Linked DNA regions of Mus musculus: region 1 is linked to region 2. Evidence: chromatin loops called from intact Hi-C (ENCODE). Cell type or tissue: left cerebral cortex. All regions are shown on one strand.

Region 1 (8,000 bases), 71 kb before region 2:
TTTGTTGGGTGTTGCACAAAGAGGTAGAGACAGGGCTCACTTTGCAAATCATGACTACCACGAAGCCAGCCACTCCCTCTATATGCTCCAAATATAAATCCCTGCACCGTGAAATTTCTATGACTCAATTCTGTATTTCTGCCTGTTTATCATACCAGGTGTTATCTTCAAAGCTACAGCATGGAGGAGGGATTTGTTCATTTTTGGCTATCTGGTGATTCTTCATAATGACTTACCTCTGGGAAAGAAAAGCTTAAAAGCAACTAAACAAACTCCAACACATAGGGTGATGTCCTTTAAAAGTATGTAAACATCCTCTATGGTCTGTGAAATGGACAGCTCACTCGGGAATAAATCTGGGAGTTGAACTCTGAAAAGACTATGCATTTCAAATTATACCCATGTCCACTTTCAATATCTTATTTTCTTCCAAAAAGATTGAAGCCAAGACTATACTCAGATTTTCCATTTTCTGCAGTGTGCTCATTTTGAAAATGTATTTTCATTTATAGCATTATATATTAAACCTATAAATGATCTGAAGAGCATGCGTTTGATACATCTGTAGGGTTTTTTTCCTCTTACATTCACAGTATCTTCCAGGAGGGAGAATGGCAATGAAGTTAGCTCACTCTCTACACATAACTCATGTGCTCACAGAGTTTCTACTCGTCAGTTTTTCATACTCATAAGGAAAATAAAATAAAAAAACATAGGTAATCTATCTTTGGCAGCTTGGGATACAAATTCCTCACAAAATTTTCACATTCATAGACTTTCCAGATAGAATAGAATTCTTAATTTTTGAGAGAGTACAGAAAAAAATAACGTGAAAAAATGATTTTTTTTAAAAAAAGTATGTTTTCTGGACAGCAGGAAAGCAGTCAGTTATTTCTGGAGTTTGCATTGCATATAAATATCACAGAGCCAAATCTTGCCCTCCAATGGTTTTTCTTCTGGTTGCCTGAGTCCATATGTTTCTAGAAGTTCAATTTGTTTCCTTGTATTTCAAGGTATAATCATTTAACTACTATTTCATAGGCAGAATCTCCATGAAATTAAATTTGTGTGTGTGTGTGTGTGTGTGTGTGTGTGTGTGTGTGTGTGTGTGTGTAAAACATTTATCAGAATATTTCCTAGAGCAAAATGTGGTCAAAGACTGTGGAGAATTAGGGTTAGTGGAAAATAAGTCTCAGATCCCCAAAACATGTCTGCATTTGCTAGATAGTTCCCATGGGGAGTCTTCCAATTAGAACTTGCCAGGACTTCTGACAGTGCAAACCTGAATATCCAGAGAATTTTTATTTATTTCTGTCTGAAAAAAAAAAAAGATGGTGTTCCTCATAATATCTTTTTTTTTTTGAAAAAATAAACCCATGATTTAAATGAATAAGACACCAATTTCTACATGGAGATCTATAAAACATTGCAAAATAAAAAGGGAAATCAGACAGCCAGGGACTGTGCTAAAAACTGTTATTCTGAAAGTCTGGTTGCCAGTTTAATACCATATGGCCATTAGCTGTGCAGGATAGAGTAAAATACTATGTGCTTTTCTGTATAATTAATGAATCTTAAATTCAAGAATTTCAAAGAGAAAGAAAATGACTGTAGCAGAGGTCAGACACTCAGGAACATCTCTGCCACATCACAAATCTTGCAAAGTTTCTGGACACTTGTCTTATTTCCTGTAAAGCTCAATCCATCTTTGAATCAAAAGTACCTGTTTCCTTTTTCAGATAATAAGTAAAAAAAAAAAAAAATAAAGAAGAAGAAAGAAAAGAAAAAAAACTCCCCTACATCTGCACAAAATATGTCTATCCTCATTAGATCCATTTTCTCAATTAAATTCAAGTTTCTCTGTCCAAAAGGCATAAATCTGAGTATTGATTTAACTATAAAATCATGAAACTCCCGGTAGTCTTCTAAAACCATTTTACTTGGATGAGCATATAAGCTTTTAAAATATCAAGTTATTCCAGTATTTAATACACATAACTGCTTCCAGAGGGCTAAAGGCAGTAAGACACAGCTGCCTACTCCATTGGAAGAATTACAACTAGGTTGCTAGCGAGGATCCTAGTACTTTCTCTTCTCCGTCCCAAGCACTTGCTTCTATTTTATTCAGCATGAGTTTGATACCTTCTGAACATGGACTGTATCACCAGCAGCCAAAATCAATAACCTATCTAATCAAGGCCCTATAAACTAACAACAGACTCTCGGTGCTCTCTGTTCCTATAAAACGCAGTTCATTTTAAATCCTTCCTTCCAAAACCGTCTAACTCTAAATTTATTATCCTCTCCTGACAAGGTTAGAGCATTGTCTACAGAAAGTTCTAGAAGACTGTTTGGGGGAGCAAATCAATTACCTTTCGCAAAGGAAAGACCTCTCTGGGCTCGCCTTGAAATCTTTTTTATTTAGCTTCAATTTTCTTTTGAAAGCAAGGAATCTCCGCCACAAAGCTTTCCATGCAGCAACCAGCTACTTCCCTTCAAATAAAAATCATGAGTAAATATTTCATAGAGATGTCTCTGGTGTGAATTGCACAATATGAAAAGGAGATGTTACAGAAATATTTCTCTAAATCATACCAAATGAGAAATACAAACATTTTCCTAAGATCCGTGATGTTTTGAAGTGGAAGCCATAAATTCTCCTTGCATAAAACATCATATGCTTTTTTTTTTCCTTGATAGCCAGAAAACTGTGGCTGAATAGCCTTCACTCAATGACTTCATAGTGGATTTGAGACTGAGGTTTATTTTAAGCTTTTTCAAATGATATTTTCTCTCTTCAAACTGAGAAGGATTTTATGCCTTGAAAGATTATTCATAGGTAGCAATGTAAGCAAAGGCAAACTTTATTCAAAACTGCTCCCTTTTCCTTCTCTCCCAGATCTGTGACATTAAACACATGCATGTAAAACCACTTTCCCTGAGTGGGGGTAGGGGGGGTTACTTTTGTGTTTTACTTGGGATATGGGTCTCTCTGCCCAAGGAAATATGGATCTCCTTCAACAAAGTAGAACCTTCTTTCTAGCATGCGTCTGTGATTAGCATAAACACGACCAAACACACAGCTGTGAGTCTGTATGGAAATGAGCAAACTCAGGAAAACAGCTGGAGAAAGCCAGTCAAACACCCGCAAACAAGTTGCTGTGAACTGCATCGTTTCTCCGCAAACCACAACCCAAAGCTCCCTTAAGAGCAGTATAAGAAATTAAGTTTGCTATAAACGTAACAAACAGGATGTGTGCTAAGAAATTGGTAGGCAAGCAGAAAGGAACCCATCTATTTAGAACCCTCACAGAAGCCTAATGGTACAAAAAGAGGGCCATAAATGAGTATTGATAGGCAAACATTAGTGCTGAGCTTGGCTTCAGATGCTGAGGCTAACAGCCTTCTTATCTACATTCATTGATCTCAGAGGCTTGGTTTCTTTCAGGATCTACGGATGGTCCCATATTTCAGAGAGCTAATCTCTTGTGCAGCCTTCCTTGTTGGCCCCACATCCACTCCCAACAGCAGTGTCAAGGCTGCCTTTCATTAAAAACTCTGCCATGAACCTAGCTAGATGCATTTGCTTCTTCCCGTAGGTAGACACTCTGTGGACTGCTTCTCTCTAGACAGTGCCTCCTGGCCAGATCTCCATAGGTTATGAGTTGTTCTGCCAAAGGAAGTGAAAGACAAATTTTCCTTGTTGCCTCAGCTTCTCTTGGCTCCCTGAGGACCAACTGTATACTTCTTTAGGACAGTAGCTGTTAGGAGTAACTCTCTGGTTGATTTAAGTTCATTCGTTTGTGTCATAACTGAGCCTGTGTCTTTAAAACTGGTCAAATGCTTAAATTCATGTTCTACCCGAGATTCTCAAAGAGGCCTCGGTGCAAAATATGTGCATCTTTCCTGGAATTTGTCTTGAGCCGCCGAAACACTTTATTTTTTTCCTTAAAATTGCTTCTGTGATGGAGGCAGTATTGCCATGACGGTAGCTATTCAAGAGTCAAAACAGTTGTCCTTTCTATAGCCAGATGGAGTTTGATATCAATAGACTACTTTTATAAACTGTTGGTGTAAACTTTCAAATTGGTGATGAGGGTGACCCCAACACCATCTGAGGTGACCACAGACTTCTTCCAGGGTGCAGCATATCTCTCAGGCCACCAGCTCGGCCCATAGCCAGGAACGATTTAGCAGCTGCCGTGCCAAAATTCCTCAGAGTTGGTGATCACTGGAGTCTATGATGTCTGTTTGTTCTCCTAACACTCATTGTGTTGACAAGAAAGCTGATGTGTTCAGTTGGTCAAAGTCATGAGATATCCCCATCCCACCCCCACCCCCCAGATGAAAAAAGGAATTCCTACACGGAAGCGTAAGGAGCGCTCGGTCGGCACATATGGTCTCCATCTCTCTGACATCTTCTCAAATGCATGTTCCTAGATCAGAATACTGCATGCTGGGGTTCACTAGCTGTGAGAACCCTAAATCTGCTAGTTTGAGGGTAACACTCCATCTCAGCATGTTTGTAATTTTATTATATTATTTTTACTTGTATTTTACCAGAAAGATGCCCAGTATGAAACTTTATCATCCTGCTCAATGTTTAAATCACAGACTTTATATACTCTAATATGTATACACTATTCTATAGCAAATAACAAATCCTTTGTTTCTCTATCAACCTGATTCTTTAACACTAGTTAACTATAGCTTATAAATATATAAAACTGCACTTCCCAGTAGAGTCATTAACTATAGATGACTACCCAACATATAAAATATGGCTAGTTCAAATTCAGAAAAGCTGTAAGAATAAAATATGTAACTGATTTCAAAGACTAATTATAAAAGAGGTTTATACTGATCACAGGTAGACATATTTTAGGTACAGAAATGAAATTAAGTATAATAGTAAACTAAATTTACCCCTTACTTTTTAATGTAGCCAGTATACAGTTTTATATTATATATACAATTTATTACAGGCTGGTGTTATATTGAACAGCAATGATGCAGAAGATAAAAACAGATCAAAAGCCAACCATAAAGGGACATGTCTTGAATTCTGTACCAGATCTCCTCACTATACCCACTTCCAGTAATCTTTCTGCTGAAGCGTAACAATGGGAACCTACTGAGATGACTCCCGTATGAACTTTGGACTTTGGAGATTCAGAATTTACTGAATGCTTGTTCTAGTTAAGTGTGATGGCTAAACTTGATTATCAACTTATTGGGAACTAGGTTCAACTGGGAGATTGGCCCCTGAGTGAGTCTAGCATTGCCATAAAGGATCAATTGGGGTGGGGGTGGGGATTTCCCCTCTCAGTAATGACAATCGTTCAGCAGGTGGCCTAGATATAAAGTGGTCCAGGAGGTGGCAATGCTTCTTCTGCCTCCCTTTACTTGTTGCTGGTAACTGAGGTTATCAATGGTGCTTCTGTGATTGCTACCACCCTCCCCTGTCATCAAACTCCAGCTTCTTCAGCCTTCTGATGTGACTGAAGAAACCAGTTAGTCATCTTTGAGGCCTCCAGCACCAGGTTAGACTGCTGAATTTAGCTAGCTTTGTGGACTGATCCACTAGCAGGGTCTTAGCCTCTTGAGTAGGCAGAAGGCCACTGATAGACTAGCCAGGCCCTGTTATGAGAATGTGAGCCATTCCATCAGTTGTGTTCCTTTAGAGAAATCTGTCTGATGCAGTAAGTATGCCATCTTGATTCTAAAGGAAATAACCAGATCCACATTTGATTTAGCATAGAGGAGGCACTAGTGTTTAAACCAGGTTAAATACCTTAAGAATAGGACATACGGCCTTTGGGAAGCATGTCTACAATGTTGGCTCTGGGAAAAGTGCTGAATGAAGTGAGCAAGAACTTTGCAAGTATAGACATGGAAGCAGCATCCACTTCCTTCATGGCAGAGGAATTTCCGACTCTAACAGATCATCCTGACTCTCTAGGAGACAGCTTCCTACATGTCTTCCTATACAGTCCCTTCCAGCTGCTATAACACTGTCATAACCTGGGTGGCTAATGTTCAACAGAAACTTATTTCATTATATTTCTGTAGGCTCTACAATGAAAGGGAATTTTGAAAGAAAGCCAAAAACAATGAGACTAACAATAACATAATGTATGTAGACCTCTCTTAAGTCCGTGCACTCTTCCAAGAATGCACTTAACCCTTTGTGGTAAAAATCTACTATTATACAATTTTATAGATCTGAAGATAGACCCAAAGTGACATTTAAAAACACGTTCATATTCATAGCAAGATTTTAAGATAACTTGGCTCCTGTTACTGAGCACACCGTGCTGTGAACTCAGGCTTACTTTACAAATCCAGTCTATACTTAGATAGGGCATGGGGGCAAACAGGTAAAGGCCAGCCTAATGCAGTGGTTCTCAATATTCCTAATGCTGCAAGACTTTAATACAGCTCCTCATATTGTGGTGACCCCGGCCATACAATTATTTTCATTGCCATTTTATAACTGTAATATGCAGAATATCTGATACATACGCTTTCCAAAGTGATTATGGCCCACAGGTTGGAAACCACTGGCTGAGCGAGTCTTACTTTGCTAGTCAGTTCTACAGAAGCTTTCCCCAAAAGCAAAGTAAACGATCCAGTCTGAAGGAGCCACAGGCTCAGTAAATAACCTACCTCCTGAAGTCTTTTAAAGCCTCTGAGAGGGAGACGATGGCTCACCTCTTGCAGACTTAACTGGTATCTCTTTCTGAATGAGCTCAGACTTGCCAGCAGTGTGCTAGGAGTCGTCTGCATACAGGCTCACTTGGAGATAAGTGTTACTACTTTTATTGTGGAGCTGGACATAAAGCAGCTGAGAAAACTTAGGCAATTGGCTCAAGATGAGAGGCCGTCACATGCAGGACTAACGTGGGAGCTCTCCTCTGTGTCAGAGTCTCAGATTCATACTATTTATTGTCACTTACACGACAGTGTGTGCATTGATAATAATTAAAAGGATGCTTTCTGAGCCTTTAGAATGAGTTATCGCACTGCAGAATCAAGGCATCAATGTCTCCATTAATCAGTTTCTTTAAAAAAAAAAAAAAACTCTGGTAGTTCCCCTCAGACATCTTCCCTAGAAATTAGAGTCTACTAACTGATGGGGTTCAAAGGTAATTACCGTGGGAACTTTCACGGCTTTGTTCTGAACCATGAGATCTATTCACAAGTAAACCTCCTGCTCTGTACTTAGAAGCTACGAACCAGAAAAATCTCAGGGTACTTTTCGTGATTCTCTCCAGCACAACTCCAAGCTCAACTGGGGACACATTGTAAATATTAAGACAGTACCTTTTTGCTGTCACTACTCTTGCCTCCTCCCCCTGATGCCATCCTGATGGCACATGCATGTCACTGCTGACCAGTCATCCTCACATATACTTTCCGGTCGTTCTCCTTTCACTCCGGGTCTCTGAATTGCCTTCTCAGAATACATGAGATTAAATTCAAAACACAATCTGGCATTAAAAATCTCATAAAACAAGGTATAGTTAGTAAGACATTACAGCACCAGGGAAAGGAAAAAGAAGGTAAACACCGGAGTGTATCTGTATGCAGACAGAACGGAGCTCATGATAATCTCATTTAAGACTATTCACAATTCAGATCCATCTTGTAAGCATTAGGACAATCATTAAGATAAGGAGAAAAATATATAAAAGCTAAAAGAAAAGTAACTTGGACTTTAGAGTAAAACACACCACATACAAGATAATGAACAACGAAAAGAGAAGAACAAAGCAGAGATGACATGAAATATACAAGAAGCAAAAGGCAATGCAGAAGAAAATTCCACAGTCAAAACCCATACTAAACAAGAACAAGAGGTCTAGTTAGAAAACAGTCAAACTGGTGAGATGTTGCAGCAGCTAAGAACTGGATGGTCTCTCAGAGGACCCAGGTTTGATTCCCAACACCCACTTGGTGGCTTGCAAAGGGTCTGGAACTCCTGTCCCAGGGGATCT
Region 2 (8,000 bases):
AAGGAGAAGGAGGAGAAAAGGAGAAGGAGAAGGAGGAGAAAAGGAGAAGGAGAAGAAGGAGGAGGAGGAGGAGGAGGAGGAGGAGGAGGAGAAGGAGAAGAAGAAGAAGAAGAAGAAGAAGAAGAAGAAGAAGAAGAAGAAGAAGAAGAAGAAGAAGAAGAAGAAGAAGAAGAAGAAGAAGAAGAAGAAGAAGAAGAAGAAGAAGAAGAAGAAGAAGAGAAAACGAAAACGAAAAGAAAAAAACCTCATTTAGATCACAGAGGATAGAGTAAGGAGAGAATAAAAGCGGGGGGTGGGGGGAGTGATTTTACTCTAATGACACAAAACTTCCTGTTTTCTAAAAAAGGAACAGGCGTGATTCTGGCTTTGTCTGGATTTGACAATAATTATTTCCCTCTTTCGTCCCCTCAAAATATCCACAAGTGGGTGAGTTAAAGAAGAGAGACTACAAACTGGACACCGTAGAGCACAGCTGAGTCCAATCAAATCCCAAAGTACCAGCCGAGGCCTGGAGGAAAGGAGGGAGGCTAATTTAACCTTCCAACCCCAGCTCCATATGTATTATGTGGTGACGATAATACAGAGAATGTTGTGAGGATTAATACATTCATTTCGCAAGCTTTGGAGATAAAAATGTGCTCCATAAGTACTTTATTTTAAGACGTGTGGAATGGTTTGTTTATTCCCCTATCCCATTCAGAGCTGCCTTAAACCTTATCTCCTAGTTCTGGGTTTTGAGATGAATATGGGGGTCTTTTAAGTGACTGGGAGTAACCTTTGAGGATTATGCATTTCAAGCGCTGGTTCACAATGACTGTGTGACCAGATAGATGTCACACAGGAAAAAGTAAAAAATATAATCCCTAAGAGGTTAATGACACAAATTGTATGTGGAGTTTCAATTTGCTGCGATAATTCGAGGCACTTTAGAATTAGTGACTTTGGCCTTAGCACTCAATGTCTGCCAATACAAAGACATCCTGATTTGGGATCTACATGGGGGAAAAGCTGGGTTTGGGCTGGAAGGCAGCAAATCAAGCCATAAAATTCCAGAGGAGTATACAGTATATGTTGTTTATAAAGAGACTGATGGAAGATCCTTCCAGTAGCTTTCTCTTCGGCACGCAAATGTAATGGTTTTCATCGGTTCCCCCACAATTTCTTAGCCACTGCTTTCCTGGAAGAAGGGCTCATGCCTGAAGTGGGCCCGTGCTTTTGAAAGGTGACTAGACTCAGGGACAAGAAACCAAGCCAGGAGCACTCACTTTTCTCCTGAAGCTGTTTTGATTCATGCATACTCACATACTCCAAGGCCCATGCACACACGCAAATCCCAACCTTGCAAGAAAAATGCCAAAAGTCCTGTATTTAAAACACACTATCAAAGATATAAGTGGTCCCAACTCTCTCTTCCTCTTGCTATCTATAGGTATGGGATCTGAAGGCCAACAGTGGTGTGTGCTGGTAATGCCAGCATTCGGGAGGCTGAAGGGAGAAGGACCATGAGGTTAAGATCAACATGGACTACAGAAAAACCACAGTTTGGAGTGGTAGCTACCTTCATTCATTGGGTTAGCATTGCTGCAGCGTGACAGTCCCTAGGTTATCATCAACACACGGTTTTCCATAACACTGTGTCTTGTTCTGTGAAGACCAAAAGTCATAAGGATACTTTTAATTTAGAAAAAAAATTACCAGCTGTTCCCACCTTGTTCAATCCAGATTGTTCTCAGTCCCTTTTATCCCTGGAGTTCTCTCCACCTCTCAGTGCATGGTAGATTACACAGGGGAAGCTATGAAAAATATGTGACTTCATTAGCAAAATGAGTTACTGGGTAGCCAGAACTTCATCCTGTTGTTCACTAATTGTAGCCATGAGTTGCCTGGTGATGGGAAGAGTCTGATAACACACAGATGGTTTCTCTGTGGTACAAGTGTCACAAACGAAGGTGGATACTATACCACTAGCTCATATAATATTGAAGGAACAATGCTGCATATATGATTCCTCCTGGAACAAAACTTAGTTATAGAGCACATGTCTGTAATTGCTCTTCTAAGTAGCCTCTAACGTGATCCCTACAGGAACCTGTTCTTAATCAAAAAATGTGATAGAATATTGGTTTTCCCAGATGAGTCACAGTATAGCATCTGTCTTGCTAGTATAATCTCTTTTGATGGCTTTATATTGAAGCAAGACGCCTGCAAAGGCACCTGTGTCACACAGAACCAGTAATGGCTTCCACCTAATAGCCACCAAAATTCAGAGCCTCCTCAGTTCCAAGACCTACTAGGAACTGAGATCTGCCAAGAGCCATGTAAGCATAGAATTAGATCCTTCCCCATTCACTGTCGAGAGGGACTGTTATCCTTGGTGCACACCTAGACAATAACAAATGTAAGACCCTGAGCAAACCACCTGAGAAAATACCACACACCCCAAAGCACAGGTACCATGATACTATCTATAAGCCATCATCACACTAGCACTCAAAGTTGCTGATAAGTTTCTATTCTATGATAAGTAGCAAGAACTTAATTAGCTATTAGTTAATAAACCATGTGTTAGGATGGTCACTGCATTACAATAAGTAAAACTGCCTACTTTCTATGACCCCCATAAACTTCTAGTGTAGCAGAGGAAAGCAGGTGTTGTATAGTAACCCACTAAAATCAGAGTTAATGCTGTGTGTGAGACAGTAAGCATCCCAAGTACTTTCTATATATTTTAACATTTAACCATCGCAACAAGGAACATAGATCTCCTTTTATGCGCTGGAAAAAAAAATACAGTGATTGCCCAGGGCCCCATTCATGGTAACTGGCAGAGTTGGGTTTGGACCAATTTCTTAACAATGATGCTAAAGACGTAAAGTGAGGAGTTCAATGAAAATAATGTATATGATACTACACTGTTGTAGGTTATGTAACCCAGCTAGGAACTAAAGGACTCTTAACTATGTAGGGCCGTGTAAGATTTTATTTAAGACAGGCCTCTAGACTACAAGAAGAGTATTCACCAAGCCCCCATGGCAGTATATAAAACAGACAGAAGGAAAATAACTATTAGTAGGCCTGCAATAGAGGGAAGCGATGAGGTCAGATGGACCAGACAAGACATTGTGAGCCTCACTGGATGGCTTTGTCATCTGGGCAGCAGAGGAACAAATGTGTCCGAGGCTGTTTACTGTGGGCAGTGAAGCAGTGTTCATCTGGTCATCCTTGCATTATCAGACAACCATGCTGGTTCCTCATGGAACAGATGGAAAGAGTCAAGAATAGACTAACTAGAGTAGGCTGAGGCTTATTAGAGTCTTTCAGGCAATAGGAAATGACGGCGACCTCAGAGAAAGAGCTGGTACCAGGGATACAGAAGAGTGGTCAGAACACAGAGATGCCTTGAAAATAAGAAATAGATAAAGAGCAGGGCAGGGGAGTAAGAATGACTTAGATTTCAGCCATGATGCAGGACTTAGATTTCAGGACTTTGATGCAGTGTGCACCAATGGCTGCTGATGGTTACATGATTTCCAAGTCAAAGGCAGTGCCTGGGGAAAGTTAGTCCCTGGAGTCCTGTTTGTGGTTTCCCATATATCAGAGCATAAAACACACGCCTTGCTACAGAAGGTGAGAGGTTGCCAAACATCCCCCAAAGGCACCTAAGGGCTTTGACTGGGGACTTCAATCACTCATTTAAAAATCAAATAGCTTTGGTTTTAGAAAACACATTTTTTTTTTAATGAGCGGGCCAATATGGTTTTGCTTCAGGCGTCATTTCAAAGGCAATCTTCTTAGAAGGATTTCTGAGTCTTAGTTTGATCAGCCCACTCCACCCTATCACCAGGGATTCGTGGAATTTCACAATCCCAATTCTTTCCTTCCATAAATAACCAGGTCTCTGCTGTGTGATAAACCCTAACCCCAATCCCTGCATCCACTTGAGGAGACATTCCTCAATGGCACTGGGACAGGAGCTAAGAAGATACCAGGTGAAGAAGAAATAAAAACAAAGGTGATTGCTTCCATTCAGAATACGGCCAAAGCACAGGCCAAACACAGCATATCAACTCAGTTTTTTCAAACAATCAAACCGTCCTTCCTTCTTTGGGTAAATAGCTATTCAAAGAACCATGATGTGTATTTCTTCTGTTCCTATTTAGTTTTTGTTAGCCTCAGTTTCTTCATCTACAAAATGGGCATAGTGAGCTGGGGAGAAAGATATCTGTAGTATGCTCATGCATTAGCCTGGATTCTCTTATATTTTTGGTTGTGAGCCTAGCCTTTAATGATTGAGCCATCTCTCCAGTCCTAGCCTGGATTGTCTAGAAGCATGTAACAATTGGAAAGAATACACTAAAAGGAGATTTATTATATTGGATTACACATATGGTCTGGGTAGTCCAGCAATGACTGTCTTTTCAATAGAGAGGCTGAGAACCCAGTAGCTGTTCTGTCCACAGACTGGAAGCCTCAGCAGTTCTAATCTGGTGCAAAAATTCTGGAGGAATCCTAGAGGGCCTTCAGTCCATATGGAAGCATGATATCAGCCAAAGAATGTAGAAGCAGTGGCTATAGGATCAGCACCAATGGGGCAGATAAATTTGCAAATTAAGCTCACAAGCAAGATGCAAAGGCAACCAGGCAAAAAAAAACAATGCTTTTTCTCCCAGATCTCTTTTATCTAGCTGCTACCAAAGGTGGCACCCATATTTAAGGTATGTCTTTCCACTTCAGATACCCTGATCAAGAAATACCTTAGCTGTAGCCAGTGGCTCATCTCTTACTTGATTCCAGATCCATTAAAAGTAACAATTAAGATGTTAACCTCACAAGATCTGAATGTAATCACCAGAAGCCAGTGTACAGTGTACAGCATGAGTTTATAAACCCAGTACTAAGAAGGCAGAAACAGGTGGACCACTGGGGGCCAGCAGGGTGTAGTTAGTGGATCTCAAGCCAATGAGAGACTATGTCTTCAAAAAGTAAGGGTTTTTTTTAATTAGATATTTTCTTCATTTACATTTCAAATGCTATCCTGAAAGTCCCCTATACCCTTCCCCTGCCCTGCTTTTAATGGCACCTAAGGAACAATATCCATAGCTGTCTTATGGCCTCACACACATACCTGCATGAACATGCAAACACATACACACACACACACATCACATCACATCACATCACATCACATCACATCACATCACATACATATGCAAAAGTAAGCATATTAATATGTGCCTTCAACGCTATTTTGAGAATGGGATGATCTAACTCATGAGAGATGTTCAACACATTGCCCACTATACAGTATGTTCTCCATCCATGTCCATCATGATAGTTGTGATCCATTCAGGGATATTCAGAGGAAAAAGCAGTGATACTCGTAACAAACCAAAGAAAGCTTTTAGCTATGAGAGTCTTACCCTGCAGTGGAAGAAATGCAGAACAAATGACATTTGCAATAACAATGATCAATAAGGAAGCCCAGCCAGGCCATGGCCTCGGCCGCTCACCTCTTTTCTCCTCTCATTTTTCCCATTGTTCCACCCCAGAGCATTTCACAGGGCCCTGTTACCAAAACAGAAATGGTATTGTAAGGGGTGTGAACCTTATGGAAAAGCAAGTAGATGATGAGTCCAGCTACCTGCCCACGGGAGTTGTATGATACAAATCACTACACCTGCCCAATTCAGAGTCCCCTTCCACAAAATAAGGGAAGCATCATCACACAGAAACAAAGATACATCTGTATTTCAGGACAGAACAAGATGAAACTCAAAACAAAAAGTCATTGAAAATTGGAGCTGTTAAGCCAATATATATCAAGCATAGACTATGGACTCAGAGATGTGGCAAGTATAGAATGAAACACATCATGAGCTTCTGCGGGGTCTCAACTTGGGGGCAACGGACATGGTTCTTCTTCGTGTGGGACAAAGAATCTCTGTTAAAAAATCAACAGTCCAAAACGGAATAGTGAAGCCATAGGTGGCAGAGCCGAATGGTAGTGCTGTGTGATTTCAAAACAAGAAGAGAAATGCTTTAGAAAGATGGGAAGTAAAGAGCTGGGTAAAGGCAGGGGATGGAATAGAAAGCAGATGCTATTTCAAGTGAAGCCCGAGTGATGAGGATGTAGGGATGAGTAAGGCAGACCTGGGGAAAATGACTATGCATATTACATATGATAGACAGCTGTAAGGATCATCGTCTCTTCAAGTTCTATCTAACTACATTCTTATCTCATCGCTAGGGCTCTTTTTTATGTTTGTGCCTATGCATGTATGAGCAGAGGGTATGTATGGTTGTGTGTGTGTGTGTGTGTGTGTGTGTGTGTGTGTGTGTGTGTGTGTACTAACGGTTAGTCTCAGGCATCATTCTTTGGGTATCATTCCTCAAGCCTACCTTGTGTTTTTAGAATAGATCTCTCCTGGATCTGGAACTTGGGTAATTGGCAAGTTCCAGGAATCTACCTATTTCTACCTGCCCAGCACTGAGAATATGAGATTATAAATCCTCCCATACTGGGCTTTTCCATGTGACTTCTAGGAATCAGCATCTGGCCCTGATGCATACAAAAGGGGATATGCCAACTGCTCCATCTCTCCAACCATACTGTTTGTTCAGAGCATACATTTCTCTGCATATGAGACAGTAGAGATTAGAGAGGGTCATTTCCAAATCAAAGTGAAGTTGCAGAATGAATGCTGGTGTAAATCTTTATTCTTAGATTCATCTTTGGCATTATGGCTTCAGTGAGGAAGAAGTTTCTAAAAGCTCTCTAACCTCTTTTACTTCATTCAGAAACTTAATGTAGACAAAAGACAGGGTCCCAACAGGCAGGCACATGACATTCAACTGACAATAGAAGATTGTTATTTCCTCCAGATAAGCCCATAGCTTTAGCTATCTTTAGTTCACCATCTTCAGACTTCAGAGAAGAATACAGATTAGAATGATGAATCTGTGGTGTGCTTGTCCTATGAGTCTCTAACAGCAAAGAAATTTCTGGAGACATCACCATGTATTCTGTTTCTAATGTTGCCAGACATTACCAATAAACAGCAGTCCCAAGAGGCCCTTGGGTTTATCAGACTATATAACTCAAGATTCCTTACTCAACCTTGGAGTGGTTGCTTTCAATATGGCTTGACCACCAAATGTGGAAGGCAGTTGCGCAATGTCTCCGTGAACTGAGTTTGGATCAGTAGCCAAGAGTAAGTTAACTGATCCTCATCAATAAGGTTGTACTTCTGACCCTGTCTATATCACCAAGTCTGAAGACATTCATCTGGGTTTAGAAGGCAGATGTGCCCAAATGGTACACAAATTCACAAAAGACCTTGTGAAACCCCAGCTATCTGAAACCACTGTGTACTTGCTACTGCTTAGAGCTCTCTGATTCAGTGGAAAGATCTAGAAGGTACAAATACATAGTGTGAAAGCCCGCCATAACCTTTGCCTGAGTGCTTCACACACAGCCATGAGGACCCTCCACCAAAGTGCCTTGAAAGGGTGAGAAATTTGATCAGTCCATATTCAGCCTAATCAAAATGGAGCCCCTGTATTTTTCCACTCTGGGTTAGGTCACCCAATGACTAGCACAATAGGCAAAGGCATGCAAGGCATTCTGCCGACATATCCCGTTTGTAAACAGGGGATGATAGATTGATAAGCAAAGATGACCAGAGACCCCTTTCTTAGAGACTAACCTGAGCTACAGTTCCGCTTACACGTTAAGCCTCACTATAAAATTAATACGTACATTGATCCTGCTCTTTTTGAAGAAATTGAGGCAGGTAGACTTTGAATATGCTACTGCCTTCAAAATTTATCTAAGTAAATAATTATTTTGAAAGCTAAGATTTAGGCAGCTTTTGTATTCCACGTTATGCTAACGCCTGACAATTACTAAGTGTGGGTATCAGCTAGTGTTGTGGGGTTTTTTTTTTAAGTTTAATTTAAAGCAATTTGACATGGAAAGGTTATTACTTTAGTTGCCAATA

The links. Hi-C counts contacts between places; a loop is a spot of excess contacts. Peaks named below come from ENCODE experiments on the same cell type or tissue, not always from the same donor. Only the 100,000 strongest peaks of a DNase experiment are listed, where the experiment ranks them.
Region 1: it touches region 2 in a loop (2.8-fold over the local background); 2 of 42 quality-filtered maps call a loop at or near these places.

The regions. Positions count from the first base shown.
Region 1 is chr6:98,204,486-98,212,485 of GRCm38, reverse strand. No RefSeq gene overlaps it. Among named protein-coding and RNA genes, the nearest start is that of Gm32592, 16 kb to the left of the region's middle. In left cerebral cortex, no CTCF peak of the experiment used is centred here; DNase peaks (open chromatin) are centred at 68, 2,125, 2,430 and 3,118; H3K27ac peaks cover 1,140 bases.
Region 2 is chr6:98,133,324-98,141,323 of GRCm38, reverse strand. No RefSeq gene overlaps it. Among named protein-coding and RNA genes, the nearest start is that of Gm32592, 87 kb to the left of the region's middle. In left cerebral cortex, no CTCF peak of the experiment used is centred here; no DNase peak of the experiment used is centred here.